2 separate regions of the Homo sapiens genome follow, and region 2 is linked to region 1. Evidence: chromatin loops called from intact Hi-C (ENCODE). Cell type or tissue: GM12878. All regions are shown on one strand. Each heading gives the region's core, and the rest is flanking DNA. Links, peaks and the distances in the headings are about the cores only.

What was found. Hi-C counts contacts between places; a loop is a spot of excess contacts. Peaks named below come from ENCODE experiments on the same cell type or tissue, not always from the same donor. Only the 100,000 strongest peaks of a DNase experiment are listed, where the experiment ranks them.
Region 2: a loop joins it to region 1, with 9 times the contacts of the local background. A loop is called at or near these places in 33 of 110 quality-filtered maps.

What each region holds. Positions count from the first base shown.
Region 1 is chr16:75,780,527-75,796,085 of GRCh38, forward strand. All of the region lies in intron 2 of LOC105371348 (a long non-coding RNA gene), which reads left to right. Among named protein-coding and RNA genes, the nearest start is that of CPHXL, 62 kb to the left of the region's middle. In GM12878, for the core only: a CTCF peak has its summit at 8,830 (motif pointing right); a DNase peak (open chromatin) is centred at 8,809.
Region 2 is chr16:76,648,097-76,663,655 of GRCh38, forward strand. It overlaps LINC02125 (long intergenic non-protein coding RNA 2125), which reads left to right. Exons shown (of 4, transcript NR_110934.1): 3 at 7,461-7,568; 4 at 8,572-10,382. Among named protein-coding and RNA genes, the nearest start is that of LINC02125, 21 kb to the left of the region's middle. In GM12878, for the core only: a CTCF peak has its summit at 5,520 (motif pointing left); a DNase peak (open chromatin) is centred at 5,535.

The DNA of each region.
Region 1 (15,559 bases), core at 5,095-13,094:
ATTCCACTACTGGAGATATATATAAATGAAAATCAATATTATTGAAGAAATATCTGCACTCTCATGTTTATTGCAGCACTATTCACAACAGTCAAAATATGGAATTAATCTAAATGCCCATCAATGGATAAATGTGGTACATATATACAACAGAATATTATTCAGCTACAAAAAAGAATAAAATCCTGTCACTTGCAGCAACATGAATGGAACTGGAGGTCATTATGTTAAATGAAATAAGCCAAGCATAGAAAGACAAATGTCTGATATTCTTGCCTGTGGGAGCTAAAAAAGTGAATCTCATGGAGATAAGTTGCTTTCAGAGGCCAGGAAGTGCTTATCAGAGGCCAGGAAGAGTAAAACGGGGAAGAGAAGTTGATTAATGAGTACAAACATACAGTCAGATAGAAGAAATAAGACCTGGTGTTTAGACAGATCAGTAGAATGACTATAGTTAACAATAATCAATTACACATTTCAAAATAGCTGGAAAAGAATAATTTTAATGTTCTCAGCATAAAGAAAGACAAATATTTAAGGTGATGGATATTCCAATTACCCAGATTTGATCTTTACACATTATATGAATGTATCAAATGATCACATATGTCCCCAAAATGTGTATAATCTGTTGTGTGTCAATAAAAAAATTGAAAAAAAAAAACAAAACCCCTAATCAGGTTATTGGATGAATTTAGGGTGGAGGTCAAGTAAGTGTTCTAATTTCTTCATTTCCTTTCATGAGCTTACTTTCCACTTTTGAAAACTTACTTTACTCATAGCCAAGAATACGTGAGCTTATTCTCCCTGCATGGGCTTGAATATGTTTGAAAAAAGATGGACCTAGTACAATCTGGCCATTCATGCAGCTGTAATACAGATCAATTACAGAAACGGGAGGTGGAATAAGCACTATCAATGTTGTTTGGAGAAAAATGTAAAAAACAAAACCAAATCATGAGGCATAGATATTGATGGCTGGCAAACAAATACAGAAAACAGAGCAACCTGGAATATATTGATCATAGGTGCCGTGGCTCATTGAGTCTGTTGGAGAAACAGGCAGAATTGAAATTCCAAAGATCCTAGTGAAAAGTGACTTAGCTGCTCACTGTAGAAAAGAATGTGGATCATACAGTAGATTACACAGCTACACTTGGACAGTGACTTCATCAGCCATGCGATATTCTAATTTGCAAAATGATGAGATGAGACAGGGGCAGCAACGGCAGCACAGAGAGATGACCCGTTCCACCTCTTCCTTTGGTGGCCACATTCTATATTTAATACAGAGAATATAAAGCCATAAACCAGCTTCCTTTTCTCTGCAGCCACACCTAAGAGAAAACATGCATATTCAGAACATACCATGGGCTCTTTTTCTCTCTAGCAGTCTGTATTTAGTCACATTTCAGAACTTCATGAGATGATGAATCTCCAGCATCTGAGAGGGATGTTGTGTGTTACTAGAATCATGAAATCATTTTGAGGAGCTAAGAGGCAAGGTACTAAGTAGCATTAAAACCTCGAGAACCTGGTATCTGAGTGATTCAAACTTTAAAACCTGAAATGCAGAGACTACGGGTAAGAAATTGCCTTACCCATATGCCTGATCACCACATTCCCCAGATTAAAATACAGTGAGAGTGAAGAGAGTCACATCAGCAAAATGGTGAGTAGACAGCTACAAGCACACATTTCTCTAAGAAACCTGGAAAAACAAGCAGAAACTGTCAGAACCAACTTTGTCAGAACTCTAAAACACTCAAAGATTTATAAAAACTAACTAAATGCTGAATCAAGAGTAAGATGACTTAAAAATTTTCCTTGCATTCAAGGAAATCCCTGTTAGTTGAACACAAGCTAAAGGAACAGAAACTTCAACCACACGTGATAAAAAATATAGTCTGCAAAAATAGTTTGAAAAAACTCACTAAATATATGACTGTGGTCTTCAATAAACAAGAACATTAAACTCTGGGTAAGGGAGATAATCTGATTTTCAGAGTTACCACATTACAATATTCAGATGTTCAGTTTTCCTTTTTAAGTTAAACATTTAGATTTCATTTTAGGCTATATAGAACAGTTTTAGGTTTACAGAAAAATTGAGCATGAAATACAGGGAATTTTTATATATCCTTTCTCTCTCCCCACAAAGTTTCCCCTGTAACTAACATCTTGCTTTAGTGTGGCACATTTATTACAAGTGATGAATAAATGTTGATACATGATTATTAATTGAAGTCCATAGTTTACATTATGATTCAGTCTGTGTTGTATAGTTCTGTGGGTTTTGACAAATGTATAATTGCATACATCCACTATTACAATATTATAAAAAATAGTTTAAAAATTATTTTAAATTGACAAATAATAATTGTATATATGTTTATGGAGTACAATGTGATATTTTGATGTATGTTTACATTGTTGAATGATTAAATCAAATACATTAATAAATCCATCACCTCACTTGCCAATTTTGTGACCAAAACATTTAAAACATACTCTTTTATTAATCTTAAAATATACAATGCATTTTTGTTTATTATAGTCACCATTCTGTGCAATAGATCACTAAAGCTTATTCCTCCTGTCCAACTGAAATTTTGTATCCTTTGATCAATGTCTTCCCTTTCCCCATCCACCCTCCTCCCACAGCCTCTGGTAACCACCATTCTATTCTCTATTTCTTGCTCTCTCTCTCTTTTTTTTTTTCTTACTCTGTCACCCAGGCAGGAGTGTGGTGGTGTGATTTTGGCTCACTGCAACTTCCGCTTCCCAGCTTCAAGCAATTCTCCTGCTTCAGCCTCTTGAGTAGCTGGGATTACAGGCATGTGCCACCACGCCCAGCTACTTCTTGTATTTTTAGTAGAGATGGGGTTTCTCCCTGTTGGCCAGGCTGGTCTCGAACTCCTGACTTCAGGTGATCCACCCACCTTGGCCTCCCATTGTGCTGGGATCACAGCCGTGAGCCATGGCAAACGAGCTCTACTCTCTATTTCTGAGTTCAACTTTTTTTGATTCCACATGTAAATGAGATCATATGATATTTGTCTTTTTGTGCCTGGCTTATTTCACTTAACAATATCCTCCAGGTTCATCTACATTGCTGCAAATGACAGGATTTCTTTCTTTTTTTAAGGCTGAATAGTATTTCATTGTGTATATAACCACATTTAAAAATCCATTCATCTCATGATAGACGCCTAGGTTGCTTCCATATCTTAGCTATTGGGAATAATGTTGTGATGAACATGAAAGTGCAGATATCTCTTCGACATACTGATTTCAATTCCTTTGGATATATACCCAGAAGTGGGATTACTGAGTTGTATGGTAATTGTATTTTTAGGTTTCTGAGGAAGCTCCATACTGTTTTTCATTACTGCATTAACTTATATTCCCACCAACAGTGCACAGGGGTTCTCTTTTCTCCACACCCTGGCCAATTCTTGTTATCTTTCACCTTTTTGATAAACAGCTATTCTAATAGGGGTGGGGTGATAGCTTATTGTAGTTTTAATTTGCATTTCCCTGATGCTTAGCGATGTTAAGCATTTTTCCATATATCTGTCAGCCATTTGTATGTCTTCTTTTGAGAAACGTCTATTTAGGTCCTTTGCCCATTTTTTTGATTGTGTTCTTTGTTTTCCTGCTATTGAGTTGTTTGGGTTCCTTGTATATTTTGGATATGAGCCTTCTTATCAGATGTATGTTTTGCAAATATTTTCTCCCAATTTGTGGCTTGTCTCTTTCCTCCATTGTTTTCTTTGCTGTGCAGAAGCTTTTCAGTTTGATCCCATTTATTTATTTATTTGCTTCCTGTGCTTTTGGGGTCATATCCAAGAACTCTTTCCCCAGATCAATGTTGTGGAACATTTTTTTCTAGGTTTTCTTGTATTAATTTTACAGTTTCCAGTCTCATGTTTAAGTCTTAAGTCCATTTTGACTTGATTTTTTGCATATGGTGTGAGACAAAGGTCCAATTTCACTCTTCTGCATGTGGAATCTAGTTTTCCCAACACCATTTATTGAAGAGACTGTCCCCTCCTCATAGTATGTTCTTTGTTGAAAAGAACATACTGTATGGATCCATACTGTATGGATCCATACTGTAAATGTATGGATTTGTTACATCTGGGACCTCTAGTCTGTTCCACTGGTGAATGTGCCTGTTTTTAAGCCAGAGCCATGCTGTTTCGATTATTATGGCTTTGTAATAGATTTTGGAATTAGGTAGTATGATGCCTCCAGCCCCCTTTTTTTTCTTTTTTTGCTCAATATTTCTTTGGCTATTTGAGGTCTTTTGTGGTTCCGTATGAATTTTAGGATTGTATTTTTTAATTTTGCCTATTCCAGAAGGTAATATAGTTGGAATCATACAGTATGTGGTCTTTTCAGACTGTGTTCTTTCACTTAGCAATATGCATTTAACATTCCCTCATTTCTTTTAATGATTGGATATCTCATTTCATTTTATCTCTGAATAATATTCCATTATATGGCCATAATACAGTTTATTTATCCATTGACCCAATGAAGGACATCTTAGTAGCTTCCAAGTCTTGACAATTATGAATACAGTTGCTATAAATGTTCATGTGCAAGTTTTTCTGTGGACATGTTTTCAACTCATTTAGGTAAATACCAAGGAATGTGATAACCACATCATATGATAATACTAGGTTTAGCTTTGGAAGAAACTGCCAAATTGTCTCCCAAAGTGATTGTATTATTTGCATTTTCTACCAGCAATGAATAAGAATTTTTGTTGCTCCACATCCTTGTCAGCATTTGGTATTATCAGTGTTTTGGATTTTAGCCACTGTGGTAGATGTGCAGTGGTATCTCACTGCTGTTTTAATTTAAAATTCCCTAATGACATATGATGTTAAACATTTTTTCATGTGCGTATTTGCTATTCTGCATCTCTTTGGTGTGGTGGCCATTTTAAAATTGGATAATTTGTTTTCTTATGTTTTAGTTTCAAGAGCTCTCTGTACATTTATTTTTGAGAGGGGGTCTTGTCACCCAGGCTGGAGTGCAGTGACACAATCATGGCTCTCTACAGCCTTGACCTCCTGGGCTCAATGCATCCTCCTGCCTCAGCCTCTCAAACAGCTGGGACTACATGCTCACCACCATGCCTGGCTAATTTTTGTGGTTTTTTTGTAGAGATAGGGTTTCACCATGTTGCCCAGGCTGGTCTTAAACTCCTGGGCTCACGCGATCTGCCCAGCCTCCCAGAGTGCTGGGATTACAGGTGTGAGCCACCGCACCTGGCCCAGAAAATATTATTGGATTTAGAAACAAAGCTTGACTTGATGACCAAGCAAGAGCAGTCTGAGTGGGAGGAGAGGGTAAAAGAAAGACTGCACTGGGCTAAAAAGTGGATGGGAGATGAAGATACAATGACCATTAAGTTCACCTTTGAAGAAAAGAAGAGAAATTTGGCAATGGCTGAAGTCAGATGTGAGATTGAGAAGCCTCCTTCCCTTCCTCCCTTCATCTATGCTTTATATATATATGATCATATATGTATGATTATAAGTCCATATGTATGCTTTATATATAAGATATATAATGTATTTCTATTATAGTTATATATCTAGGTTTATATATCTCATATAAAAACATAGATATGTTTCATATCTATAAAAGATATATATGTTTTATAGATATGTTTCATATCTGTAAAAGATATATGTTTTATAGATACATTTCATATCTATAAAAGATATATATGTTTTATAGATATGTTTCATATCTATAAAAGATATATGTTTATCTCATATACATCTTTTAAATATAAAAGATATATGTTTATCTCATATACATCTTTTATATATAAAAGATATATATGTTTATCTCATATACATCTTTTATATATAAAAGATATATAGTATATCTCATATATATCTTTTATATATAAAATATAGCTCATGTGTGTATATATATGATCATATTTGTATAATTTTATATATCTCATAAGAAAGTAAAGGAATAAAAGAATGGCTACTCCATAGGCAGAGCAGCCAGAAATATTTGATAAATATATATTAAATGGGTGAGTGAACACATAGGTATGTTTCTCAAAAAGACTTTACTTCACTGTTTAAAAAAGATATTTTATTTTATTGGATACAGAAGTCTAGGCTGACTATGTTTTCCAACTTTAACAATGTTGCTTCATTGTTTTCTAGCTGACATTATTTACAACAAGGAATTTGCTGTCATCTTTACCTTTTTTCCTCTCTAGTAACATGTGTTTTTTCCCCCCTCTGGCTGCTTTTAATATGTTCTCTTTGACACTGGTTCTAGGCAATATAATGATCATGTCTTATTGTAGTTTTCTTCATGTTTCTTGTGCTTGGGTTTTGTTGAACATTTTGCATCTGTGGATCATAGTTTTCATATTTGGAAAAATCTCAACTATATTTTCTTTAATATTTTTCTTAACCCCCCACCTCCAACCCTCTTTAAAGATTCCAATTACGTGCTATGTGAAATTGGTCCATAGCTCACTGATGCTCTGTTCATTAAAAATATTCTCTTTTCTTTCCATTTCCTTTCATATAGTTTCATTTGTTATCTTTAAACTCACTAACCCTTTCTTCAATGTTTAATCTGCAGTTAATTTTATCCTGTGTATTTTTGATCTCACACCTTGTAGTTTTTATTTCTAGAAGCTCAATTTGGGTCTTTTTATATTGTCTATTTTTTTGCTTAAACTTTTTGTATGCATGGAATAGTTAAAATAACTTTTATTTTTCTCCTCAGCCAATTATAACATCTGTGTCTGTTATAAATTTTGATTGCTTGATGATTATTCTATGAGTTGTATTTTTCTGCTTCCTTACATTTTGGTGATTTTTGATTGGATGCCAAACATTGTGAGTTCTAATGTCTTTGTTGGATATTAGATATTTTGATATTCTTATAAATACTTATGGGCTCTGTTCTGGGATGCAGCTGAGTTACTTGGAAACAGTTTAAATAGTTTCAGTTCTTGCTTTTAAGATTTTTTAAAGGCAGAATCAAAGAAGTGCTCAGTCTAGGGTTAATTATTTCTTTCTACTGATGCATGAACTTTCTGTGTACTCTACTCAGTGTCTCATGAATCTGGAAGTTTCCATTTTGGCTGGAAGGGGCAGGTGCTCTTTTCCATCCTGTGTGAGCTCCAGGAACTGCAGCCCATCGTCTCAGGTGGTTCTTTTCCTGGCTTGAGTGGTTTACTCACACATATACTAATTATATTCATCTGAGTATTAGAAGGAGACCATCTGGAGCTCTCCAAATTTGTTCTCTTTGCAATTCTCTGCTTTCTGGTACTCTTTCCCTTCTATTCCAGCCACCTGGGCCTTCCTGGACTCTCAGCTCTGTCTTCTTCACTCTGGGAGTCCACTAGGCTTCCCCTGGGTTCCTTATCCTTGCACTGTGGCCTGGAATCTCTTTCAAGGCAGAAATCTGGGGACAGCTGTAGGGCTTACCGTCTTTGTTTCCAGTTTCACATGATCATTTACTGCCTGATGTCCAGTGTCTGGCAAACCACGGTGTCATATCTTTTGTCTGGTTTTTGTTTGTTTCTGGTGGAAAGGAACTCTGGTTTCCGTTATACCATCATGGCCAGAGCCTAATGTAAGGGCCAAGGGAAAGCTTCCTCTTTACCCTCTGAAGAGTCACTGAAAAATCATAACAAAGGGCAGAATAATAGTAGAAATGGCCTACAAATTTATTAGTGTGCAGGTGGGGAAAATTACAGAGTGATTATCGCAACCCTCTAATGGGCTACAGAAACTTATATATCACCTTGAGGTTATAAAAAGAATGGGGCCTCAGAGCATGGCCCAAAACTGGTTATGGTGGTGACATGGTTTGGATTTCTGTCCCTGCCCAAATCTCACGTGGAATTGTAATCCCCGATGTTGGAGGAGGGGTCTGGTAGGAGGTGATTGGATCATGGGGGTGGATTTTCCCCTTGCTAGTCTCGTGGTAGTGAGTGAGTTCTCATGAAATCTGATTGTTTAAAAGTGTGTAGCACCTCCCGCTTCGCTCTCTTCCTCCTGCTCTCACCATGTAGGACATGCCTGCTTCCCCTTCGCGTTCTGCCATGATTGTAAGTTTCCTGAGGCCTCCCCAGCCCTGCTTCCTGTACAGCCTGTAGAGCCACGAAGCCAATTAAACCTTTTTTCTTATTAAATTACCCAGTCTCAGGTAATGCAATGCAAGAACAGACTAATAGAGGTGGTAAAATAGGTTATAATAATAAGACAGATTATGGGAGGGAGAAAAGAGGAGGCCTGGCTAGCAAAGGTGGTCTCGTTATGTAGATGAAACCTCACAGGTATCGGCCCTCAGAAAGATTAGGTGGTATGTTTCTTGCAGACCTCTAAAGGTGTCAGACTCTCAGTTTATCTTTCCTCGATCCAGGCAAGGGAGAGTCTCAGAGAAACCTGGCTGCATCAAGGCAGATTCTCTGGCTTTTTTTCTAAAATAAATTTTTTATAAATAGAGACGGGGGTCTCCCTATGTTTCCCAGGCTGATCTCAAACTCCTGGGCTCAAGTGATCCTCCTGCCTCAGCCTCCCAAAGTGTTGAGATTACAGGTGTCAGCCACCACGCCTGCCTCAAGGCAGATTCTCTACAGATGCAAATCTCCTGACAAAAGACAGCCTTTTAGCCATGATGATATTTCAAGCCCCCTATGAATAGCCGTATATCTTGGGGTGAAATATTTTGGTTTCTTTCATTAAGGATCCTATTACGCATCTTTGAAATGGTGGTTAGGATTATTTTGAGTTACTGTGTTTTGCAATCCACCACTAGGTGGCAATGTTATACAGCTGAGATTCTTTTCAGTAAAGGAACCCTGCAAAGCATTTCTAGGTTATTCTAAGAGATACACGGAATTATATATTTGGTCTTGGTTTGGGTATAACAGTCTGTTTTATTGAGTTCCATTTTATTCCTATATCTGTTATTGTGGAATTTTTACTTCAGTGTAAAATTAGTAAAGTTATTTTGCCTAAAATAATACATGCTATAGATTGAAATGATTTATGGTATGTTCCTCACTATGGTCAGTAGTAGATATGATACACTCGTTAGGGAAACTTTTCACCTACAGGGGATTTAAATATATTTATGAGGGCAGTCATCGACATCCGTTTGTGTCTGGTTTGTAAGACCAGCCCAGAAAAGAATAAGATGTGTCTACTGCCTCTGGGGGCTTCTGTCCTTGTGAGGAGACACACAGGTGGACCACAGGCACAGTCCCAGGCTTGTGTGTGCTCTTCAACTGTCTGGGGTTGTCTAGAAGCTTCCCAGAGGAGGTGACCATTGAGCAGGGTTTAAAAGATGTGTAGAAATTTTCTACTTGAGAAAAGGGCAGATAGCAGTTCATGCCTAACAGTGCAGCAGAGAAAGAGACAGGGACTTAAGCATATCATAAGAAGATGACGAGAGTGGCAGGAAGTAAAAACAGGGACGTGGCCTCAAAATGCCTGGCACACTCCATGTGCTGCATGACCATTTCACATATAAATAGAGTAAGACTGCTAGGGTCCATCTCTGAAGATGATATTGCAGATCGAATTTCTTTCATATTTATTAATATAAAATAATGTCAGTTGGAGATATACAATTTTGCTCCTCACCGGTGGATCATCCTGTGCATATGGGGTAGACAGACCTCCTTGGAGACCCCGCATTAGATGACTCTGGCTGCGGCGGGGAGAGACTACAGGATGCGGGCAGCAGCGAGCACACAGTGACCAAATACAAGGTTCTTGCCCGTCGGTAAAGAATCGGAGCAAAGATCGGCTAGACTTAGATAAATAATTAGGTTGGGCTCAAAAGAACAAAATAAATTTCATCTCAGACACTTGTAAATTAGCAAAACAAATAAATTAAACATCATCATTATTATTATTTTTTGAGACAGAGTCTCGCTCTGTGCCTCAGGCTGGAGTGCGGTGGCGCCATCTCGGCTCACTGCAAGCTCCGCCTCCCGGGTTCACGCCATTCTCCTGCCTCAGCCTCCTGAGTAGCTGGGACTACAGGCGCCTGCCACCACGCCCGGCTAATTTTTTTGTATTTTTAGTAGAGACGGGGTTTCACCGTGTTAGCCAGGATGGTCTCGATCTCCTGACTTCGTGATCCGCCCGCCTCGGCCTCCCAAAGTGCTGGGATTACAGGCGTGAGCCACCGCGCCCGGCCAACAATTATTATTTAAAAAGTTCTGCATTCAAAAGTAATATTGGTTTAGAATTACCTCAAGGAGACAATTTCATGACTAATTCTACTGCCTAATTGTTAGAGAGGGTAAGATGGCTGAACTAACATGGACCTTCCCGGTGGCTCCGTGAGGACAGTCGGGAAATGACGTGCTCCTTGTGAATGGCTGAGAAAAAGCACCTGTGTGACATCTAATCATCCAGACCGGTGGTTCTCCAAGTGGGGTGGGGACTCCTGCAGGGCCTCACAATCCTTTCAGAGATTCTACAAAGTCAATACTATTTTAATAATAACAGCAAAATATTACCTGTCTTTTTGATTCTCACTCTACTATGAGTGTACAGTGGAGTTTTCCAGAAGCCATGTGGCGTGATATTGCAACTCACTGAATACAGGAGCAGAGAGAGAATCCAGCGGGTTTATATCAGTGTAGTAAAATAATTAAAAAAAAAAAAAGGAAAAGGAAAAGAGAATTCAGTGGATTGAGTTGACTGCAGGTGGGAGCATACTACAAACTAGTGAGTCCTTTTCTTCAACAAGGTTTATTGGGAGTCTTCAGGCAGCCTGTCCTTGGCCTCTAGAAGCCCATGGTCTGGTGGAACAGCCAGACCAGCTGAAACCCTTACGCTGAAGGTATGGAAATGCTACAGGGCTTGTACTGGGAATCTCAACCCAGGCTTAGAGGATGAAGACAGCTGCCTGGAAATGTTGTCATCTCGCCTGAGTTACGACAATGGAGTACCAGTGAGTGGAATAAAGCGGAAGAGAGAGTGTGGGGCAGAGGCCAGAAGACAGTTTGATGGAAGGTGGTAGGAGAAACTACACTGTATTTTTGAGATGGATAAGAGGGAACAGGACAGGACAGGAAGGCGACAGCTGTCCTTAGGTGGAGCCCATCTAGCTGTTGTTAGCGTCGGTCTCAAATACACAATAAGTTGGTCTCAAATATGCAATATGAGAAAAATCCAAGAGCAAAACCAAAACAACACATAAGGAACAAAGGTACGCTGGAACATTTGACCTATGTTATCTGCCCCAGTGATGTCGATGTTGCTGAAAAGACTGGAGTTGGCATTCATCTCTCCGTTTCTTTGCCCACCGGTTAGTCTTCCAGATGATCATGGCCACTTCACTCAAGAAACTGACTTTCCCAAATGTACCCAGAAGTGTGCCATGGTCTGCCTCAGTTTTGCAGTTACCTTTCTTCCAGGAAATTATAAATTACTCTTTATAAAAATCACATTGACAGGCGGGGCACGGTGGCTCACGTCTGTAATCCCAGCACTTTGGGAGGCCAAGGCGGGCAAATCACTTGAGGTCAGGAGTTCGAGACCAGCCTCCACCAATATGGAGAAACCCCATCTCTACTAAAAATACAAAAATTGCTGGGTGTGGTGGCGGGCGCCTGCAATCCCAGCTACTTGGGAGGCTGAGGCAGGAGAATCACTTGAACCTGGGAGGTGGAGGTTGCTGTGAGCTGACATCAAGCCATTGCACTCCAGCCTGGGCAACAAGAGCAAAACTCCATCTCAAAAAAAAACAAAAAAAAAAAGAAAAAAAAAGAAAAAAATCACATTGACTACATAAAAGACATAACACAAATTCAGTGAAGATTTGACAATTACTATCATGTAAAGTTCTAAAATAGATTTCTTTGGAGTCATGATTGTACATAACTTACACCTGGACCCATCTGCAGCTAACCTCCCACTCCCTGCAATTGCATATTGACCTTGTGAATTTGTTGATTGGAAAATTACATCCCTTTCCTTACCTCTGAGTGTGAGTGTGTTAGCAGCAGTTCAGTGGGATATTTCAGGATTCACAGTTCTTTAATTCTGTCTTCCGGACAAACTCCAAATTGTTTTTTATGTCATAGTGAAATATCAGAACTATGGCCAGTCTTTAGCTGACTACATTTTGAAAGCTGAAATAGGATAGAGCTACTGTGTGTGTAAAGGAACGGCCACCAGGTATAATGGGAGACTTTTTAAAAGCAGTCCCCGGTGTAAGCCCGATGTGAGTTGGATGTTTTTATTGGTACACTGATTCCTTAGGTGGCCTTCAAACATCTATTCCTGGACTCTTCCATGTTTTCCTGGTGCTCTCAGCATAGGCGCTCCACTGGTCTTAGAAGCTGCAGGACTGCCTGATGGGCTGGCTGCCTCTGTGCACTTCAGTGAGCCATTGTAAATAAATAGTCCTGCCCCGTCACTTCCATTTTCGTGATTCAACTGTATTGTTTCCACAGCATTTATCAGTGTCTGAAATGATCTTACTCACTTCTGCTGTGTTTATTTTCTGTCTCCCTTCACCAAAATGTAAAGCTGCTTGAGGTCAGGGGTCTTGCCTTTCTTGTTCATCATTGTGTCAACAATGCCCAGATAGGACCTGGCACAAATGGAGGGATCAATACAAAATCATTGACCATGTGCATAAATGAACGTGCATCATAGCACCTGATGGCACACCCATTGTCATCATCATCAATGTCAAGAAGCATTTATTAAGCAGTACCACAGTGTTGCACAACCCCAGGGGGCTCTGTCTGCATAGCACAGGACCAGGCCCTACGGAAAACAGATGGAAGCCAAGAAGGACCTGATCAAATATAAATTTGTCATCAAAGTTGCTCCTGGATAATATGTCAGTGGATTCCCTTATATTTGAAATCATTTTATAATAAGGATCTCTAGGTAGTTCAGTGAATAAACACCTCTGGATTCCCCACAGAGCCACCTTAAACAGAATGCAAACACTGCTCTCCAGTAAACAGCATTAGAGGCAAAGGGCTCACTAGCCTTTCCTTTGGAAGATTTCATAATCACAGCAAGAGACTTTCTGCCCAGAAACAAGTACATATACAAAGTAATTCTTTTATTAAATTGGGATTAAATGCTATCTAAAACTAATTTAGAGAGAGAGTTCCATTTAATTGACTGATTTGGGTAGGATAAAATGGTAATAATTGTTTTACATGGTATTTAAATTTCATTACTTGAGTTTCTTATTGCTTCTTTTCACGTGAGAATTACCTTTGCAAATACGACATAATAGAAAGCTTTTCAAAAAGCTTTTACTTGCATTTTCTCTCGGAGTGTATTGGTGTTGTATTCAGGGATTGGAGGCTCATAAGAGCATAATGAGAAGATGAATGCACCTCAACCTTAGAGGTGTCTCCAGTTACTGACTTTGTTCTTTCCCTCAGGCTGAATGAGGTGAATATAGAACGTCTTGCAGTTGAATAATTTGGCTGCTTTCAGGCAAGAATTTTTGTGATGTTATAAAAATTGAGATCTAAAAGGAAACTTAACCTTCAGTTCATTCTTTTGATGTATTTTGCCTGAAGCATGGTGCTAGGACCTGTTATCTCAAATAGGCAATATAAAAATATCTTTCTAATTCACTCCTACAGTTGAAAGATCCTCATGGATTGAAATTACTGTGATCTATCAAAATTCACTATGTTGTGGAAATAAAATAAAATCACATGTCAGACGAGGAATGATGACAACAATGGACCGGCTTATTATGAAGCTTAAAATGAAAATGCTTTATCGGCAACAGTATTGGATTCTTGAAAGATGGAAAATATGTGTCAAAATCAGAGAAGCCACATTAGTGATATGGCTGGTTTGTCCCATGCTTTTGGAATCGGTAGCAATATTTGGTTTAATTGTATGTCTTTTTAAAAATCAGAAGATAATTCACACCATAAAATTCACCATTTTAAAGTGTACAATTCAGTGGGTTTGGATAGATTCGTAAGGTTGTGCAACCATCATGACTATCAAGTTCTGGAATATTTTCACCCACTCTCAAAAAGAGGAAGCCATGATTGTGCTGTCTGTCTTTAAGGATTTGTTTATTCTGGACTTTTCATTTAAACTGAGTCAAATGGTATGTGTTCCTTTATGTGTGGCTACTTTCACTTCATGTTTTTAAGGTTCATCTATGTTGTAGCATGTATCAGCATTTCGTGTTTCTAAATAACAGAACACTATGCTATTGTCTAAGTGTCCTACATTTTATTTACGTGTTCATAAGTTGATAGACGTTTGTTTTGTTTCCACTTTTTGGCTACTGTGAATGTGTGCAAATTTTTGTGTGAATGAACACATGTTTTCCTTTCTCTTGAGTATATCTAGGAGTGGAAATGCTGAATCGTATGGTAACTCTGTTTACCTTTTTGAATAATAGCCAAACTGTTTCTCACAGCAGCTGTGCAATTTTACCTCTCCACCTGCAATGTATGAGGGGTTCCAGCTTCTCTACATCCTTACAACACTTGTTATTTTCCATTTTCAAAATGATAGTCATTTTAGTAGATATAAATGGGTACCTTATTAAAAAATAAATAAATAAATAAATGGGTACCTTATTGTGGCTTTGATTTTTATTTCTCTAGTGACTAAGGAAGGATGTTGAGCAGTTTCTCAATTGAGTATTTGCTATATCTATCTATCTATCTATCTATCTATCTATCTATCCATCCATCCATCCATCCATCCATCTAATGTCCATTTGAACTCTGTCTCATTTTTTTATTTGGGTTATTTGTCTTTTTTAAATTTTAAATTTTTGTGGGTACATAGGAGGTATAAATATTTGTGGAATATATGAGATATTTTGATACAAGCATTCAATGTGTCATAATCGCATCAGGGAAAATGAGATATCCATTGCCTCAAGCATTTTTCCTTTGTGTTACAAACAATCCAATTATACTTTTTTAGTTATTTAAAAATGTACAATTAAATTCTTTTTTGTCTATAGTCACCCTGTTGTGCTGGCAAACACTAGGTCTTATTCATTCTTTCTATTTTTTGTACCCATTAACCATACCCACTACCCCACCCTGTCCCCCACTACCTTTCCTAGCCTCTGGTAACCATCCTTCTACTCTCTATCTCCATGAGTTCAATTATTTTAATTTTTTTTTTTTTTTGAGACAGAGTCTTGCTCTATCACCCAGGCTGGAGTGCAGTGGCCCCATCTGGGCTCACTGCAAGCTCTGCCTCCCGGGTTCACGCCATTCTCCTACCTCAGCCTCCTGAGTAGCTGGGACTACAGGTGCCCGCCACCGTGCCCGGCTAATTTTTTGTATTTTTAGTAGAGACGGGGTTTCACCGTGTTAGCCAGGATGGTCTCGATCTCCTGACCTCGTGATCCGCCCACCTTGGCCTCCCAAAGTGCTGCGATTACAGGCTTGAGCCACCGCGCCTGGCACAATTGTTTCAATTTTTAAGTCCCACAAATAAGTGAGAACATGTGAAGTTAGTCTTTCTGTGCTTGACTTATTTCGCTTAGCATAATG
Region 2 (15,559 bases), core at 2,423-10,422, 860 kb after region 1:
TGTTTAGTGTGTACAAAAAATTGAATATGGAAAGTTTCTGGATGGGGGAAGAAAAAACACAAAGTTTATTTTAATAGTACACATAAAGAAACTAAAGATTCAATACAGACATATATAAATACATATAAATATATTTAATTAAATATACACATTTAATTAAACCAGGAATTGTAAATAATGCTGAAAGCACCAATGCAATTATTATAGCGTGAATTAATCTGAAAGATCTTTCTAAACAGAATTCTCTGGATGAGCTTTGGAATACATAAACTTTGTAATAATTCTCCTAATTGTCATGTTTCCAACACCCTTCCCTGAATTTGAAAGAAGAAAATTACTTACTTGTACTCAGGTTTGTTTTCAGTCGGTAATTTACTATGTGGGCAGTTTCATATTCTATTATCTGTCTTACTTTCTCATGATGAGACCCAAAACCTCTTTGCTTTGAGAACCTTATTACAAATTTTAAATCCCTTGAAAATAGTCAATCCCCAAAACTCCAGTTCCTCCTCTTTTCAATAATTCCTTGAGTTTTGTTGTTATCTTGAAAAGTGTGTAGGGATACTCCAGAAGATTTTATATATTATCTCACGGTCAAATGATGTACAATTATAGATATTACTATTGATAAGGGAAAGGTTCCCTTGTCCCCCTGGCAGGGCATGCGATGAGGGTGTGGCTCGCTTCTTCAGTGCCCTGCTACTCAAACCTCTAGGGTAGCATACAGATGGGTAGGCTGTGGGGCTCCAGACCCGTGGCAGTGTATAGGGGAGGATGTTTACAGCTCCTGAAGCCTCAGTAAGCGCATGTTACAGGGTGCTCTCTTAATTTGCGTCTATAGGCAGCTTGTGTTAACCAGCAATTAGACCCCATTTCTTATCACAAGGACAAAGGGATTTCTGTATCCCGGGGTTTCTTGCTTTGATGTATCGGAAGAATCAGATCCATGGGCTTGGAGTGTGAGTGCAAGGTTTTACTGAGTAGAAGTAGCTTTGAGCAGATGGGGCAGCCAGAAAGGAGATGGTTTTCCCCTGGAGTCGGGCTGCTGAGCATCTCCGACTGCCCCAGCCAGCCAGTTGTGTCTTCTTTCTCCCATGTGTTCCTCACAATGTCCAGTGGCTTCTCCTCATGAGGATCTCAGGTTTTTATAGGCCCAGGATGGGGGTGTGGCAGGCCAGGTTGGTCTTGGGAAATGCAACATTTGGGCAGGAAATGCCTGTCCTCACCTAGGTCCCTGGGGGTGGAGCCCTAGTTAAGGACCCACCCTTCTCTACCCAGCACTTCCCTTCCCCACCTTCCATATCATTTAAAGGGACCATGCTCTTTCCTTCCCGGCACTCCTGTATCACTAAGTTAATTCAAAAATGATCCGAGAATGTTTTACTTTTATGCCAATTATCTTAAAACTTTACTTCGTATTTCCACCAGCCAATTTCTTGAGTCCGTGTGTGTGTGTGTGTGTGTGTGTGTGTGTGTGTGTGTATGTACATTAAACAGAAAATCTGGTCTCATCTGTAAAGCTTGACCCAATGACACTTTTGAAATAGATAATATTTGACAGATCTTTTCTTCAAAATACAACCTCACTTGATTGCACTCTATCTTGGGTTTTAGCTTTTCTTTAGTCAGTCTCTTCCTTCAACTAGGAAACTCCATATTGATTTTTTTTCACCTCAAATGGATTCATTGGTTTCATTAAGAAGTTCTAAATTTCACCATGTATATAACTGAAATGGATGTCTCTTCAAGACAAATGGATGTGTATTTTGCTGATTCTTTCAGTTGATTAAATGACTTTATGTTTATTACATTATTATATACAAATGATCATTGTAAAAGGAAGCACAAAGTATAAAAATTTAGTCTTTTCTTATATTTACCCTGACCCCACTAGTCAGATGTAATAGTAACAACTTGATTTGAGTCCTTCCAGATATATAGTGCTAGAAGATAGATAAATAGAATAAATGAAAAGTCATATGAGATAATTTATTAACTTGTTTTATTCCTAACTGTCTCCCACCATGGAATTTTAATACCACATATATCTATTTATCTGTGTGTGTATTGATGCATATCTATTGTTTTATACATAAAAATAATAAGGTTCTTTTTCTCCAAGAACCATTTTTTCTTCCTTGGGTGAGATATTGCCCCTACAGAGAACCTGCGATTTAGATTATTGTGTTATTAAAGCTCTAATTTATACAATAAGACATGTAAGTGTTTCACAATTCTGAATACGACTTAATATGAAAGAGATTTATGAAAAGGAATCCCAAATAGAAGTTTTTAATAGCTATAATATCAAATAATAAAAACGACCACCTTTGATGTTGATTAATTTTGATATCATGGCTATTTGCTTAAATTAGCCAGTTCTTACCTAACATATTCTATTTCATAGAATAGTTATGATGTGAACATTATAAGATCCTTGTATGATTTAACTAAATAATCCAGGTGGCTTTTGAGAGGGAGAACACTTTTTTAAAAATAACTTTTGACTTTTCTCTTTTGTCAGCGTGCAGAAAAGTGTGACACTAAAAGAACCAACCTGATACTACTATCCTTAGAAAAGCCTGCATACAAGGTTGGCTGTCATCTGGGAATGTAGGTGATCAAGAGTTCTCTCCACTGACATAAACTTTGTTTAAATAATAAGGATGACTCATTGTGACTAGACTATGCAAATAATGGGATGTGTGTTAAACATCTCCTTTCCTTCTGGGAGTCTGGAATTTTGGTGTATGCTAAACAGTGGGTGCCTGCAAGACCAGCCTCAAATAAAAACCCTGGGCACTGAGTCTCTAAAAAGACTCCCAGTAGGCAATATTTCACACGTGTTCTCACAACTTACTGCTGGAGGAATTATGCACGCCTTGCATGACTCTATTGGAAAAGGACTCTAGGAATCTTGCACCTGATTCTTACCGACTTCTCCCCATAATCTTTTTTTTCCTTGTATCCTTTCCATGTAATAAACCTTGGCCATGAGTCTTGCGAGTTCTTCTAATAATCATTAAACTGGGCGCTGGTCTTGAAGACCCTTGACACAGTTAGTCTATTTGGGATTCCTACTAGAGTATCGATATGAGTTGAACTGTGTTTCCCCAAGAAGATGTGTTTAAGTCCTAGCCCCCAGTAACTGTGACTGTGACCTTATTTGGAAATTGGGTCTTTCCAGATGTGATCAAGTTAAGATAGGGTCATACTGAATTAAAGTGATTCTTAATCTAATGTGACTGGAATCCTTATGAGAACAGAGAGAGAGACAGACACAGAGGGAAGAAGTCCACATGAAGATGGAAGCAAAAGTTGGAGATATACTGCCATAAATCAAGAAGCACCTGGGGCAGGTAGAAGCTGGAAGAGGAAAGAAAGAATCCCCTGAGCCCTAGAGGCTGTAGAGGGAGCGTGACCCTTTGAAAACCTTGATTTGGGACTTCTAGTCTCCAGAATAGTGACAGAATAAATTATATTCTGTATATTTTATGTAATTATATTCTGTATGTTTTATATAATTATATAATAATTACATATATATATGTTCTACAATATAATTATATGATAAGGGATTACATTCAGCCTGTTTAATATATATAATATATAATTATATGTATCATTATATAATATAAATAATCTAGGTGGCTTTTTAATATATATAATTATATGTTATGTATTTATATATCATTATATGTTAGATAATTATAATTATATGTTAGATAATTATATATAATTATATGTTATATATATGAAACAGGCTGAATGTAATCCCTTATATATAATATATAATATGTGTTATATAATATATATTAATATAATATATTGCATTACTTAATATATAATATATAACATAATCATATAACAATTATATATAGTTATATAATTATATAATTATGTTATATAATATAATTATATAATTATATATAATATATAATATAATTATATAATTATATATAATATATAATATAATTATATATTATAATGTTATATAACATAATATATAAGATAATTATATTTTATTATATATTATATAATGTATAATTATATATAATATAATATGTTAGATATTACAATATATTAATATTATATATTATATAATACATATTATATATAATTATATAATTATATTGTAGAAAGTCACCCACTTTGTGATACCCTGTAACACCACTCCTTGGGAACTAGTACAACTGTCAATTTAGATTTTTTTTATTAGGGAAGAAAATTACCCATTATATTTAGTTTTTTAAATATGTTCATCATATACAAAATTTTATTTTTGTTCATTTTTGTAACTATAATAAACACTTAAAAACAGAAGTTTTGTCCGATTGTTCACTATGTATCTTAAGTGACAAGAACAGTGCCTGGACTAGTAGGCATTTTGTAAATATATTTAATAAATACATAAATATATTAAATAAATAAATACATTGAATACAGAAATACATTCAAAAGAATAAATGAATGTATATAGAGAGGAGATTTGTTACCAATATGTGAGTTAAAATCAGAGTGATATGTCAATAATTTGTTTTAATTTTCTATTATTATTTAATTTTCTATTATGGTTTAACATTGAAAATATATTATTACTTTCCTTTGTCTTCCCTTTTGATGATTCTGTCAATATTATTCCACAGTGTTTTCCTTTGTGAAGAAAATACAGCTGTTCTGGTTTGCATTCAATTAACATTAACCTGGTTTTCATGATAGGATATTTGTCAAATTTCTCTTTTTCCACTTGTGCTTTTGAAATCTTGTTTCATCTCCTTATTTTTTAAACTAGTTTTGTAAAGTTTCCTAATTATAAATCTCTCTGTCTCTGTCTCTCTGTCTGTCTCGTGTGTGTGTGTGTGTGTGTGTGTGTGTGTGTGTGTGTGTGTGTGTGCGCGTGTGTGATAAATCTGTTCTGGCTGCACATTCACCTTCTACAATTCAGGCCAGCCAAAGCCCATAAATTATAGGGTAACTTGTAATAAGCAATCTAGAAGCATACTGTTCAGGAGAAATATAATGTGTACCACATATATTAATTTTAAATTTTCTAGAAGGATACTAAAAAAGGAAAAAGTAGATACAATTTAATTAATCAATTTTAATAGTACAATTTAAACATATCGAAATAGTATTAAACATATCCAAATAGTATTAATTTAGCATGTCATCAATAGAATATTATTAACAAGGCATTTTACACTTTTTTGGTACTGTCTTTGAAATCCCATATGCATTTTGTGCATATGACAGTTCTCATTTGGACTTGCCACACTTCAAATGCTCAATAGTCATATGTAGCTTGCAGCTACCTTATTGGGCTGCACACTTCTAGTGACATCTTGTCATTAGCACCAGTGTATGTTAAATATATCTGATTTCATTATTATTAAAACGTCCCCTGAGTAAAGGCAGATGCTGTTTCCCAGAGTTGCTGGCAAGCTTGATGTTTGATGAGTCTAGTAATGCATAGGATCTGTTCTCAGGTTGCTTCATCAGCCATAGCCCGTCTCCTGAAAGATGGCTCCCTCTAGTGTCTCTACTTGAGTTAGTGAGTCGATTTCAGGATGATGTAAATGCCCTTTCAGCCTTTTATCTTCTCCCACTAAGGATTTACCATATGTAGGACAGGTAACCACTGAATTTCTGAAACAGCCTCATGAAATCCAGTCAGTACATTTAGCAGCTATTTTGTATGGCCAGGGGAGAATTTAAAGGCTTAGACAATTCAGCAGCTACAGCAGGGAGATCTTTGGGCTGTGGATCAGGATGGGCTGGAAAAGATAGGGAGGGTTACTATTGGGTGCAAATGCAAGGGATAGATCTATTCATAAATGCTGTGAACTTTGGAACCCCCAGCTAAAGTGTACACTTGAGCACCATTTCCATTTAACAGTGTGCTCCATTGGGGTGTTTCCTCAATTTGAATGTTTCACAGACATCACCTAAGTCATGATGGGTGTTTCTGGTTTCAGGATTGCCAGGTCTCTTGATGTAGGAGCAATTCCTGCCAATGCCCAACAACAAGCTCACAATTATGTTTCTAAAGGGCTGAATTGAGCAGCTGCATCAGACCACTTTCAAGTCCAAAATCTCTGCCGTCTCCACTGAGCAGCAATATTGATTTCTGCCAAAAGCTCTAGTCTGTGTGTGTTCCAGTTGTTGACACTTCTACAATCATTTGTGCATTCGGGTCATAAGGCTCAAGAGACACTGCCTGATTGACAGCCCTTTATAAATCTTTTATTTGCTTGTTTCTGTCAGGCCACAATTCAATCTCAGATTTCTTTCTAGTGACTTTGTGGAAAGGACTAACAATATCCCAGAGTGGAAGATGTGATTATGCCATAACTCAAACAGATTCTCCAGTCTCTGGGCTGTTTAGTAACAAGGTCAAGATCAGATTCTAAATTATTTCTTATGATAGGAGGAAAGCCTCTTGTGATCTGGCTCATGTTCTTTTCTAAATTTTCAGGGACTGGGGCAGGTCTTGAATTGTACTGGGGTTTATCTGCCGTGCTTTATTGACAGCTGGGTGACACAGTCTCTAAAGTATACTTTGCTTTTTCCTCTGAGGAGGCAATTAAGATATCATTGATGTTATCAACTTACTCCTGGTTATCAAGATCAAGTGCAGCTACGCTGGATTGTGATAGTATACTGGTTAGCTTAAATGTCTTTTTGTTAATATGTGGAGGCAGTGTTCTTGATTGACTTCTGAAATAGGTGTACAAAAGAAAGCATGAGCTAAGATCTATACTGAATGCTCTCCTTTGATCCATTGCCTGTTGGTGCAATTGTATTGGTTTTGCTTTTTGTTTTTCTGAATTATATCTATAGCACATCCAACGCTATGGTGGATCTACCTAGATGAACTCCCAGTGGTCCACTATCAGTATGTGTAGATAACCTGCTTTGCGTTTTTGGTGTGTAAGGGCTATTAAAAGAGAATTATTGGGTTTACTGATTTTTTAAAGATTGAGTAGTATTCCATTGTGTATACATACTACATATTCTTTATTCATCTGTTGATGGATACTTGGGTTGATTCCGTGTCTTGGCTATGGTGAATTATACTGTAATTAACATGGGAGTGCAGCTATCTCTTTGCCGTATTGACTTTACTTCCTTTGGATATATACCAAAAAGTTGGATTGCTGAAACTACCATATGCTACTTCTAATTAGAGTTTTTTGAGGAACCTCTACATTGTTTTCTATGGTGGCTATACTAACTTACATTCAAACATACATTAAAATTCCACATTGTATACCATAAATATAAATAATTTTCATTTATCAATTAAGGAAAATAATTAATGGAGATCAATATCACTATTTCAATCATTAATGCTAATTAAAGCATTAATGTTCTCTTTTACTTCTGGAACTCTGTATTATTTAGTATTTTCTACAGAGGAGGTCTTAGGCAATTGCAAAGATTGTAATTTATCATTTCAGGTGACACCAGGTGGAGGGTGACTATGGAACATGGAACACACGCAGTGTAATAATGTAGGAGCAGAGTCCTCCATTCTCCTGTGACACCCATTCCCATTATACACTTAGGTAAGGGAGATGAAATGAGAGAATACTTTCTCCAGTCGTATTTTCCAAATTAGAGTTTAACTGGTACGTTGTTATTGTCTACCACAGCATTTCCGCGTTCTCCAAGTTTCACCTTTAGACCTCTTAGACTGTCCTCCTAGCCCCTATGTGGATTTCCATAGACTGATTGCGAAGAGTTAATAATTCCACATATTTTAGTTATTGCCCTCAGGCCATTCCATCCACATCACTTTCTAGTTCTTTGGATTCCCTCACTGAGGGGTGGGTGGGCAGATCCCAAATCCTTACTTAATTTACATAAAAAGGAAATATGGCTTTAACTGAGGGATTACATTCAGCCTGTTTAAGTATTTCCATTCCAAATCATAATCCTTATGATTGGATTTGTACTTATCCATGCTAAGTTATATGTGGAAACTTCGAGGGGGCTTCTTAAGGTATGCATGTCATAGCCAACAATGAAGTTGGATTTTTACCTCTCATGCTTCAAGATTATACCGCCAAAACCCTACCAATAATCCTCTCAATTCCCCCTTTTTCATCCTGTTTTTCAGCAGCAGTGGAACAATTCCAGCAGAGTAGGTCAAGCATCACTGCTTTCCTTCTTCTTTATAATTTCCCTCTTTAGTCTCACCTTTCTTTCGGGAAGCATGAACATTTCTGCTACCAATTAATCCCATACATAATAACTGAGGTTACTGTCTCTTGAGTACTTCTTGACCACTAACTAAAACTATGAAACATGACAAGCACAAATTTAGGGATCCCCATAAATCACAGCATCTATCATGGTTTGGGTCAGTGGTATCAAATAGGTATCCATTGTCTTGATTGTATTTATGATTTCAGGGATGTATACATATGCCAAAACTTAAAGTATATGCAATTTGTTATATGTCAATTATATCTCAATTAAAGCTGTCAAAAACTGTAGCTGTATGACCCCAATTGCCATTTAACCAATCTAAAGTTGCCTCCACCTTTATCATTTCTACTGTTTCAGAACCTCCAAGCTTGTGCATAATTATCAATGGATAAGAGACAGAAGAAGCAATATACACAGCATCTGGGAGGCTCCTAATCCACAGATAAGGCTTCCTAAGCTTCCTTTCCTATGCTAGACATATTTTGGTGATGGAGTATGACAAGCACACGGGACACATTAGCCATGGAGGCTGCTGAGTTCTGGAGTTCCACTAGACACATGGTCTTGCTGTGGTTATATGTATAACTTGCATGCTTCAGCTCAGCTTCCCATGATTTTCAGGATAATTTAATATGAGCAGTCTAAATAGACCAGGACGTAATGCTGAAATGATTTCTAGATCAGTAGTCAGCGCGTAGCCAACCCTTTCAGGACCCTCATTTGTCTTCTATGTTAGTGTATTCCATCAGTCGATATTTGCAAAGAATTCTGTTCAGAGTCAAAACTTCTTCAGAGATCCCTAAGGAGGGAGGAATAAATTACAGGCCCATGGTTACTCTTTCATATAATATCTAAAAGGCCATTATGTGAAAAGATTGTCTCTGAAATCTAATTCTTGCCTCAGCCAGGTCAATTTAGGAAAACTGCACTGGCAGCAGCCAGCTCTGTAATGCTGCCCAAGCAGATAAAAGCTTGTAGATTTGAATAAGGCCCAGACCGCGCTTGCTGCCTCTGTGGAAACAGATGTTTTCCTGTGTGAAAACAGCCACTTGCCTATGGACAAAGCTTTTTATAAGCTGGTCGTGGACACAGATGTCTTCAATTTTTTTTTTCACTGTAATGATACTGCAGTGAACAGCTTCTGAGATGGCCCCTAGCAATCCTGCCTCCACATCCAGGCCTTTGTCCCTTCCCTGTGAATGGGTGCTGGCTGAGTAGTTTGTTTCAAACCAGCAGAATATGGCAAAAGTTGTCACTCCCATGATTAGGTTACATGATATAGTCGAGTAGAATGTATTCCTTTGCTGGCTTTGATGAGGCAAGTTGTTTTATCAGGAAGGTCCACATGGCAAGAAACTGAGGGCAACCTCTGACCAACAGCCAGCTAGAAAACGAACCCTCAACCCAACAGCTCATGGGAACTGGATCCTGCCAATGATCATATAAGTGGGCTTGGCAGTTGATCCTTTCCCAGTCAAAACTTCAGACAAGAACACAACCCTGGCTGACAACTTGATTACAGCCTATGAGAAATTCTAAAGGAGAGAGCCCAGGTAACACTCATAGAAACTGTCTCATTGGCCGGATGCAGTGGTTAACACCTGTAATCCTAGAACTTTGGGAGGCCAAGGCAGAAGGATTGCTTGACACCAGGAGGTTGAGGGGAAGGAGTGGCTTTGGGTATAAGTGCAATTTAGGCTGAATCCTGGAGGAAACCTAACGTTCCTTTGAAAGATTTGAGGTTTATAATTAAAAGCAGAGATTCCATAGACTTGGCAATTTAAAAATACCAGATGTTGCATTGTGAGCAGGAGGATATCAGTTCAGCACCTCTACCCCCCAAAAAGAAAAGAAATTCAGGGAGGGAGCAAAGAAACATTCCTAAAATGAATTGGAGCTGGAGGCCATTATCCTAAGTGAGTTAATGCAAGAAGAGAAAACCAAATACTGCATGCTCTCATTTATAAGTGGGAGCTTAACACTGAGCACACATGGACATAAACATGAGAATTACAGATACTATGGAATTCTAGAGTGGGGAGGGAGGGAGGGAGGGAGCATGGGTTGACAAACTACTTATTGGGTGCTGTGCTCGCTACCTGGGTGCAATATGCCTGTGTAAAAAAACTGCCTATATATGCCCTGTATCTAAAATAAAAGTTGAAATTAAAAAAAATGTGTGTGTGTGTATATATGTATGTGTGCATATATGTACATATATATGTATATACATATATACATACATATACACGTATCATACGTATATACGCACACACATGCACATACATCCAAGAGACAAAGATAAGTGGGAAAAATATAACTATATTTTAGCATACTGGATGTTTCTATATTTTAGCTTTTATCAGTTTTATAAGGAATCATGCAATAGCAATCTCTTGAAAAACAAATCCCTCGGAAGCAAAAGAATGCTGTTTAAATTACTATTCTCATTGCAAAGTATAGAGATAGCAAGACATTCAGATCACTAAATTCACCTTCTAACATTAGATTATTTTTATATTTAAACTTTGAAGTTCACTGAGCTTTTACATTTTAAAGATATTAAAATATGAAATTATGTTTTAGTTTGAATGATTTTCTTTAATTAACTATATACTTTTGTGGAATTTTTTGAAGGCGATCTAGTTAGCAGGAAAACTGATTTTCTCTCTGCTTTTTACTGCTTCCCATATTCTGGTGGAAGTTACCAAAACAATTCAAAATGTGTTCAGGATATATGTAAACTTACCTCGGGGCTAATAAAAAATAAAAGGACATAATTTTGAGGAGGTTCTGCTATATTTAGCAGAGATTGGATTATTTTGAACTAAGATTGTAATGATAATCCAGCAAATCTCCCTTTTTTGATGAAACCATGTCAAGTCATTCTGTTGGATATCATTGGAGACTGTTATCTAAGATATTTAATGAAAAAAATGGAAATCAATAGCTTGGAGGTTAGGGCAAACTGAGCTAAATAATAAAGATTTCATTTGGAATCCTGTTTGTCATTAAATATCAAAAAAATTTGAAAGACTTAGGAATGTCCCAGGAACATAGTAGGTGCTCAACAAATACATTAAATGTGTGTGTGTGTGTGTGTGTGTGTGTATAACACTAAGGGTTTGCCTACTAGTCTTCTATGGGCAGGAAGAAGGCTTTGTACATGGCCTGTGGCTTCTTCAGGGTTTTCCCCTGACAAATAATGCAATTCTGCTTATGTCTAGTTGGTAGAATCTACTTACAAATGTTAAAATAGAACACCTGCACTCCCATAATTACCAGTGGATTTAATTTAATTCATTGAAACTTACTAGATTCTAGTGGTGTGAAAAAGTACATTACATTTGAAATGATTTAATTTGTCTGTTTTTCTGGTTGCCTTAAATTCTATCCATTTATTAATCCGAGGAGGAATTAGTCATGAACCCAGTATTCTGATACAATATGGGATAACCTTTTCTCCAAAACACAATTTTCCATCATTGTCACTGCAATTTTGAGAGGTGTATTACCATACAACAAGATAAACACTGTGTGATTTAGTATAAGGTATTGTTGACAAAGTTAAGTGCTTTACCTGGAATGTGTTTAATGATGCCCATGGGAGGGAAGGTTTTCTGAGCAGATGTAAGGATAATTTTGTTGCCTCTGAGCATCGGCTTAACATCATTAGGACACTACCAAGCAGGAGGGAGAATGTGCTGCCTTCACTGCACAAACTGAAGGAGAAAATGAAATCAATTCAGCCGTCCTTTTTGGTAATTTTGTATGGACCAAGTTTTGTGTTGTATTCTGTATGTTTGTTTTATTTTTACCTGATCTTTACTACTTAAGTTTTATTATTTTAATAAGTAGTAGTTCTTATTCTCATTAAACTCACTATACTCTTATTATACAGTTAATATCATACTCAAAATATTTTTATTGTTTTTCAACTTATACAAATTTATGGAGTAAATGTAAAATTTCGTCACATGTATATAATGTGTAGTGATGAAGTTAAGGTATTTAGTGTGTCCATTACCTGAGTACAATACATTTTTGTTAACTATAGTCACCCTAATCCATATATTTTGAAAGTTGCTGGAAATCATTTTTGGAAGAAACTAGGACAAATTATTCAATATTTAAATAGCAGGGAAAATATATAAAATATGTTCAATACTTCTAAAATATCTGCATTTAGGGCAAAGGACATGAACAGACACTTCTCAGAAGACATACAAGTGGCCAAAAAGCATATGAAAAAGGGCTCAACAACACTAGTCATTAGAGAAACACAAATGTAAATGACAATGAGATGCCATCTTACACCAGTCAGAATGGCAATTATTAAAATGTCAAGAAACAACAAATGTTGGCAAGGTTGTGGAGAAATGGGAACAGTTATACACTGTTGATGGGAATGCAAACTAGTTCAGCCACTGTGTAAAGTAGCTGGAGACTTCTCAAATAACCTAAAACAGAATTACCATTTGACCCAACCTTCCCACTACTAGGTGTATATATCCAAAGGAAAATAACTTACTCTGTCAAAAAGACATATGCACCCGTATGTTGATTGCAGTGCTGTTCCCAATAACAAAGACATGGAATCAACCTAACTGCCCATCAACAATGGGTTGATTAAAGAAAATGTGGTACATATACCTCACTGAATACTGTACAGCCAAAAAATGAATGAAATCATGTCCTTTGCAGCAACATGGATGGAGCTGGAGGTCATTATCCTAAGTAACCTAGCACAACAGCAGAAAACCAAATACCACATATTCTCACATATAAATGGGAGCTAAACATTGAATACACATAAAATAAAGATGCAAACAACAGACAGTGGGTAGCAGTAGATGGGGAAAGGAGGGTGGGGGACATGGGCTGAAGAGCTGCCTGTTGGGCACTGTGCCTACTGCCTGTGTGATAGAATCATTAGGACCTCCAGCCTCAGTGTCGCTCAGTTAACCTATGTAACAAACCTGCACATGTACCCTTTAATCAATAATAGAAGTCTAAATTTAAAAATAAAAATAAAATACTAACAAAAGGATTTAAAATATAAAAATATTTATTTTTATAGATAGTAAAGAATATATGAATGCTTTATAGCGTGACTTATAATACATTAATTTATTGCAAATTATAATGTATTTTTTAAAATTTATATCTATTTTTATAAGCATTGGACCCAACTGTTAAGATATTTATAAAGGGATATTGAAGACAAAGTTATAGAGTTAGGATTATGAAGAGGTTAACAACATAAAACATTACCAGGAAAGGAAGAGGCATTATTTTGTTAGAGAAGTAACAGGTACAGTTTCAGGCAGGGAAAAATAAATGAGGTATTTACAAATGTCTCTTCGGCTTCTACTCCTGTGATTTTTCTGTTAACTCTGAATACACCAAGGATAGATATTATTGAAGATAATTACTTGCCTTGGGAAATATCATGGGTGTTTTTTTCCTCCTCAAATACAAATAACAGCCTGTTCTATTCAGTCACATAATTTCTAAAATCTCGTTCTGACATTTTCCCCAAGTGATTCAAAGTCTTGTGAGGAAACATTCTAGTCTTCAGAAACAAGTTTAGGATGCAGGTCTCTGACAAATTAAGCCTCATGATGCCTGAAAAAAAGGACTCCTGGGAATGGAAAACCGAGAAGGTCAGTATCCTCTGCATATTCCTGTAAGAGAAAAGTCACTCCTGAGGAATGACTTATTTCTTTCGCAACAAGGAAAAAGTGGATCAGGGTGAATATTTTCCTCTCTGATAAATGTATCTCTTGTAGTTATGGTTGTTTCTATGACAACTTCCATCACTTTTGAGAACAAGATACTCCCTAAATGCAAATTTTAAAAGTAAACTACTGTACTTTTTGTGAAAGAAACCAAACTAAACCAAAACAAAAACACTTGTATGTAATGCAAAGGTAAATTATTTTTTTTCCGTGATGCAGAATTACCTTTGCACCTTTCAAGATAGTTGTCATACGAATTGCTTGATCTATGGGTGGCGTGGGTAGATTGAGTGATTCGAGTTATTTGGAACGATCCTTAGATATTCAACTTCTTATAGTGTTATGAACCAAATGTAGTAGTAATATGCAAATGGCATTGCTTTAATATGGTGTGAGCATTTAAGGACACTTGCAAAACCAACAGTGCAAAATTCTTGATATTTTAGATAGCAGTTTATCCCTAAATTTTATTAAAATACATATTTCTTTTAACATATAAAGCATGAAAATAATAAAGGTAATAATTAGTAAATTACAATACATGAGAATTTCTTTTCTTCATAGTTAATACTAGAATAGGATTTTTTTAATTGGGCAGTATTAAGTATTTATGAGGACGTGAAGTAACGAATTCTTATTCACTGCTCATGGGACTTTATATGACCATTTTAGAAAATAATTGGACACCATAAGATTAGGAAAAAAATGTTGGCTAACACTTTAAAATATAGATAAAAGATTGAGCAATGAGATTTATTATTTCTTTAGTTCATTAGTTTGCTTTGAGAAATTGCTTTGAATTATATAGACATGATGAGACTGATGTGATCATTGTAGTTTTATTCATGCCAGGAATAGAGCAAAGTATTAAATGGCACTTTGACACTTTGGATATTATTTTAGTATTTGAGATATGAAGCTTTAGGCAGAAGAGGAAGGAATTAGAAGATAGAACTAGATAGCAACCATTATCAGGAAAGAATTACAGCATAGCCTTTTATAATGTAGAAAAGAGGTCCTTGATTAATAGCAAAAAATAAATCAAGCAATAAAAATCATTTTGAACTGAGAATTTCCTGGTGACAGAAGTCGGAGCCAGAAGATGGGGATGTACAAAAATTAAATTGTTTGGCTAAACTTCTAGTATAATACTTGAATTTCATGAGAAAATGAAAGGTTCTGAGAGCAAAAAGACTTTTAACGAATTGAAATTATGAATACTTATAAGAATGGTCACTTATAGAATTTAGAAAATACTTTTAAAAAGTAAATACATCTAGTGACTGACAAATGATAGTTTTTATTCAAACAAAAAACTCAAATTGATTTTGAAGAAGAATTTGTGGTAGTGTGTGAAGTTTAAACAGGAAATTATATAATACCTTGATCAAGAAAATCAGTTCAATTAATTATTGATGATAAAAGCTAACACCACATAGTATTAGCTGGAAATCTTAGTTATTCACTTGTAAGACAATGTGAAAAAGAAAGAAATAATATTAAGTATCAGAATGAAATACACATTCTGGCCTATTAATTGCTTTTCTGTAAAATAAACCAATTTTATCTGACTTTAAGGAAAGTAAGTACTACGTGAGTGGAAT